Linked DNA regions of Homo sapiens: region 2 is linked to region 1. A link is a loop called in an ENCODE intact Hi-C map of the cell type or tissue named here. Cell type or tissue: MCF 10A. All regions are shown on one strand. Links, peaks and the distances in the headings refer to the core of each region. The heading gives the core; the rest is flanking DNA.

What was found. Hi-C counts contacts between places; a loop is a spot of excess contacts. Peaks named below come from ENCODE experiments on the same cell type or tissue, not always from the same donor. Only the 100,000 strongest peaks of a DNase experiment are listed, where the experiment ranks them.
Region 2: it touches region 1 in a loop (5-fold over the local background); 27 of 110 quality-filtered maps call a loop at or near these places.

Annotation. Positions count from the first base shown.
Region 1 is chrX:111,271,038-111,273,963 of GRCh38, reverse strand. No RefSeq gene overlaps it. Among named protein-coding and RNA genes, the nearest start is that of CAPN6, 2.0 kb to the right of the region's middle. In MCF 10A, for the core only: no CTCF peak of the experiment used is centred there; no DNase peak of the experiment used is centred there.
Region 2 is chrX:111,444,576-111,447,501 of GRCh38, reverse strand. No RefSeq gene overlaps it. Among named protein-coding and RNA genes, the nearest start is that of DCX, 34 kb to the right of the region's middle. In MCF 10A, for the core only: CTCF peaks have their summits at 1,602 and 1,801 (motif pointing right); a DNase peak (open chromatin) is centred at 1,801.

The DNA of each region.
Region 1 (2,926 bases), core at 284-2,783:
TGTTTTATTCCTATTTTATAGAGCAGGAAACCAAGGACCAGAAGGGCTGTGCCTTGCCCTAGAATATACAAGTAGCAAGCATCAGAGCTTTAATAAACTATTATTAAGGTAAGGCAGGAACACTCTGGCTCTCTCTTGACCATTTGTGGTATCTTAGTGTTCATAATGATCAACCAAGTAGACTATGAGGCAGACCAAGGTGGCAATTCTTATCCTTTATTATTCTTTGTTATTTCCTCTGACTGGGATGCCATCCTCAGTCTCTTCCCTGATTCCTACCAACATATGCACACATCATTATTTTGTTCCTATTGGGATCCTACTCATTATTTAAGATCCAGTTCAAATTTCACCTCTTGTATAAGGCCTGCCTCGACTACTCTTATTAAAATAGTTCTCTCCCATTTTGGAACTCATACAACACCCATAGGCCATACCACTCATTTGGTGTTTGAAATCTCATAGCATTCTGGTTAAGAGCCAGTCTTCAGAGTTAAATAGAGCCTGATTTAAATCCCAGCTCTGCCAATTTACTAGGTGTGTGGCTGTGGGCAAGTTAATTAACCTCTCCATCAAGGAGCATGATCTTTGAACTGGAAAGAGAATTAAAGCCCAAGATAGATGAGGAGATAATAAAGGAGTCCTTAGCTGCCTTCAATGAGTTTCCAGGCCCACACAAATCACATTTGAGGCTGCTGAGAGAATGTGCAGATGTGATCACAGAGCCAGTCTTGGTAACCTTTGAGAAATTATGGCAAAGAGAAGACATGAGGGGTGCAAAGAGGCAGGGAAATATCCCAATTTTTAGTGAAGGTAGGTGGTGGTGGTGTGGGGTGCAAAATATAGATCCTGGAAACTGAAGACCAATGAGCATGGCATTTATCCTTGGCAAAAGTGTAGAATGCACTGTTAGGCAGATCGTTTGTGAGGCTTTAGAAAGGGAGCGGAAATCACTAGGGGTAAGCATGGGATGACTAAAAGCAAGACATGCCTAACTAAGTCCGTTTCCTTTTTGAAAAGGGTATCTAAAAGGATAGATCACTGGGATACCATAGTATACTGTATCTGGATTTCAGCAAGACATTTGAAAAAGTCTTATGATATCTTCATGAAGAAGATGGAAAAGTCAGAGCTGGGTGGTAGCAGGAGTTATATGGATTGTTTCAAGTTTGAACAACCTTATCAAAAGGGGAAGACTCTTAAGGTTATGCTGCAGTATTCTGTCCTGGACCCTCTCATTCAATACTTTCATCAGTCTGGCTGATCAAATACACATATAAAACATTTATTGATACAGATCATGCATTCTCAATGGGGGTGATATTGCCCCCAAGAGGGCAAAAATTGATTCTTGAAGAGTGAAAAAAAAATTTCTTTTTTACATGAAACAGAGATATACATACAGCAAATAAACAGATAGACAGCAAATAAACAGATAGACAGCATATCTGTGGTATTAAAATTTCACGGAGAGACATTGGGAAAAATATCTAAAAAGGCTCTTTAGGACCGTGATAATGATAAAAAAAGATTGAGAAACATTACTATGGAGAATATGATTTTGTATATGAGGCTCAAGATAAAGAAAGATCTTAAGGAGATAGATTAAAATAAACAAGGCAATGGTTTTTGAGAATGAATACAAAGCCCAGCATCCAGGTAAAATTAAAAGTCAATTGTACAAACCTAGAATCAGGCACATAGTAGTAGTTCATGCAAGAAACAACAGAGGATTTTGATTAAGCTACGGGCTGCACACTGAGTAGATTTATGCTCAAAAGACAACTAGAGTGGCAAAAAGTCTGTAAACCATGTCCTATGAGGCATGGTTTGAAAGAACTGAGGATATTTAGCCCAGAGGATGAATGACTTGGCGTGACATGCTAGATATTTTAAAGGGCTGTCATGTGAAAGAGGAATTAGAAATTGTTTGTGTGAAGCTATTTTTTCCTCAACCTAAGGAAGACCCTTTTAACAATTAGGAAATGATCAAATATGGAATAAGCTGTTTTGCATAGGGATGAGTTTCTCAGACTGTCAGAAGGATATTTCTGCACTGAGCAAGAGGATAAACATGGCTTCTAAGGTTCCTTCCAATTCCCAGGTTCTGTGATTCCCTGCTAGATTTACAAGTATGAAGGTGGAAAAGATGGCTAAAGAATATGAGCCCAGACAAAACATCCTCCGTTGATTTTAAAACCAAAATTCCATACCAGGGATATTTGCTTGAGGACTATCTCACTGTCTAGCTGAATGGTTGCCAATATTTAGAGGCCTAATTGCCCTGGACCCCTGTTTCCTTGTGCCCTACCTCTAGCTGAATTTCCATCTTGGCATAGAAGGTACAGAGGGAGTTGTAGGGAAATGCCAAGAAGGAGATCTCAGAGACCAGAGTTATAGAAATGCTCAGAACTGTTTTATGAAAACATTGGTATGGGCCCAGTGAGTGGAGAGAGAACATGCTTCCTGTCCTTGTTGAGCTCTATGTTGCTCACTTGTTATCCCCAACCCCCCTTATCTCTTACATCTTCAACTAGCCAGCAGGAGGGTTGGTGCAGGAGGAGGGGTAGAAGGAAGTAATTTCAGGTTCAAGGGTTAACAGTACACTGGTCAGGAAAGCTGAGGAATGAGATGATGAGCATCTTTACAGTTTGTGAAAATGAAACAAACAAAACAACTTGAGAATCATGTTCCTGGAATTGTGTCCAAATGAATGTCTCAGGTTGAAGGGACCAGGACTTTGACTGTGATGCAGTATAGTATTTATAGGGATCTTGCTTGGCCTTTCAGAGCAAAAACAATTATTTTCTCTCCTCTCACCTAACACAGCTGTGCAGAATCTTCATAGCCTGGTTGCTAGAAATTAGGGTTCTTATAGCTGCTGTGGAATAAACTCCATTCACTTTCCTCTTAACAATCCCTTCTC
Region 2 (2,926 bases), core at 284-2,783, 170 kb before region 1:
TCAAACTGCACTCTGGGGGGCAGTGTGGTGTAGTTGAAAGAACACAAGCTTTGTAGCCTGACAGATAAGAGTCCAAATCTGGGTTCTGCCATTTTACTCCTTGTGCACCTTCGGATGAGTTACTTAACCTGTCTGAGTTCTGATTTTTCTCTCTCCAAAAAAAGCAGATTATATGTACCTCATAGAGTTTTTCAGGGAATTAAATGAGAGAATGTCCATAAAGTCCCTTGTACAATGTCTGGTACATATACTAGGAACTCAGTATGTGCCAGTTTCTCCCCCAGTGTCTTATCACTGACTGCATCGTAGGCACAAACTGAAGCTGTCTTCTGTTTCTAAAGGCTTTGACCCCAAAGTTCTACTTTTAGTACTTTTATTAAAATTTTGAAACAATCCAAAGAACAGAAAACATTTTGTGGTCAAGGATGTTCACTGAGTTTGCTCATAGTAAAACAAAGAAAAAATATTCTGAGCACTCCAAATGTAAGCAAATGTTAATTATTTAAAATGACTTCCAAAAATTAAAATAAATTAAAAATGACATCCATGAGGATGTTTAATAACACAGTGATATGTTTACATTCTACTATTAAGGTAACAAAATTTATATATACAATTCTATATACAACTATCTTAAATGTTGAAAAAAATGTATTGAAGCAATATTGAGATAAAAAACACCAAAATATTAATGATGGTTGATCTACCTTTGGGAAGAAGGTTATGAGTTACTTTTTAAAAAACTTTCCTACCATGCACAAAACATGACTTTCATACTGAAAAAAATAAAATTTAATTTAATCACATATCAATTTTTTTTTTTTTTGAAATGGAGTCTTGCTCTGTCACCCAGGCTGGAGTGCAGTGGCGCAATCTCAGCTCACTGCAACCTCCACTTCCCAGGTTCAAGCGATTCTCCTGCCTCAGCCTTCCGAGTAGCTGGGATTATAGGTGCACGCTACCACAACCGGCCAATTTTTGTATTTTTAGTAGAGGTGGGGTTTCACCATGTTTGCTAGGCTGGTCTTGAACTCCTGACCTCAAGTGATCCACCCACCTAGGCATCCCAAAATGCTGGGGGTACAGGCGTGAGCTACCACGCCCAGCCACCACAGACCAATTTTTAAGAGGCTCTTGAGGAATACTCTACAGCAACAAGAATGATCTACAACTATATGCAACAATATGGATACATTTTATAAACATAATGTTGAGCAAAAAGAACTAGATGCAAAAGAATACATAGAAAATAACTCAATTTCTATAGAGTACAAACACAAGCAAAATAAATCTATGCTGTTAGTAATTGGGATAGTGGTAACCCAGGGCAGGAGGTGGGTACTAACTTTTGTATTTGGCCTTCTTTTGCACAATGTTACATTTGTGAAATTCACTGTGAGTGTAGGTTGGGGGTGGGGAGCAGTGACTAAAAAGGGGCAAAGAGGGCTTGTGGGATCTGGTAATGTTCTGTTTCATGAGCAGGGTGCCAGATATGCTTAGTCTGTGAAAATTTAGCATCCTTATTAATGGTGCAATTTTCTATATGTATGTTATACTTCAATAAAAAATTAAAAAATAGGATAAATAGATGATAGATACATAGATAATGAACAGATGATAGAGACTTGGATAAACAGATAGATGACAGATATACATAGATAGATAGATATAGATAGATATACATACGTACATAGATGATAATGTACTGAATGAATGCACATCATCATTTGTGTCTTAGCTGGAGAGCCATCTTTAGAACAAAAAGACAAACTTGTTTTGACCACAAGATGGCAGTATTAGTTGCTTGAGAATCAAATTCCAGGGTGCTTCAGCACAAACATTTCAAGAACCAAATATACAGTGGGTACATATGGACATAAAGACGGGAACAATAGACACTGGGGACAATAAGGGGGGAGAGAAAGGTTGAAAAACTACCTCTTGGTTACTGTGTTCACTACTTGGATGATAGGTTCAATCGTACTGTATTCCAAACCTCAGCATCATGCAATACATCCTTGTAACAAACATGCACATGTAGCCCCCAAATTGAAAATAAAAGTTGAAAAAAAAAAAGCAACACATATTTCTGTTAGTGGAAGAGAATTTAGAGATTTTATACTCTGACCTTCTTTAATTTTCCAGATTAAAAAAAAAATGCCATAGAAGGAGTATTTACCCAAGGACACACTGCTAGTTAGAAGATAACCTAGGCTGAAAACCCCGGTTTCTGGGCTTGCTCTGCCACACTTAAAAGCTCCTATTTTCAGCTATGGTTCCTTTCTATCCCGCTGTGGAAGAGGGAGTTTATTAAGAAGTAACACTCCTCCTTTTATAACTCCAGAAAACATAAGTGTCAAACGGCATAGAAAATTCATGAGCAGAATTGGCAGTACTGACAGGCTGCAGCATGAAATTTCCTTATATGGACTTTTAAAAACATCACATGGCCAATTCCGTCTGAGCTCGCTTAAGCTTCTACTTCCTTAGATGTAAAAGATAGACCCTGTGACCTCTCTGGGTTTTGTTTGTTCTCTCGCTCCCTCTCCTTCTCTTTCTTTCTTTTTTGGGTTCATCCATATTTCATCATATAATTTTGCTTTTTATTTTCTTCTTAGGCAAGAAGTATCGAAGCCAGTACTCAAAAAAATTGAGTGCCAGCTATGTACAAGGAAGGCATAGTACTGTCACCAGAGACCCTCGAAGGTCGGAATCACAAGGTGAGGAGGTCAAACTTAGCTTGATGTTTCCCTTTCCTCTACTCTCTTTTGTAAAATGGCAATGCAGGAATTTTAATCTAAATCTTTTTTAAAGGACTGCTAAGCATTCCCTGGGGTCACTTACATTTCATAAATGGCCAAGGTCATTCCTGACACCTAATAAGAAAACATGATTGTCAACTACTCTGCAGCCCACTAAGTCCAGA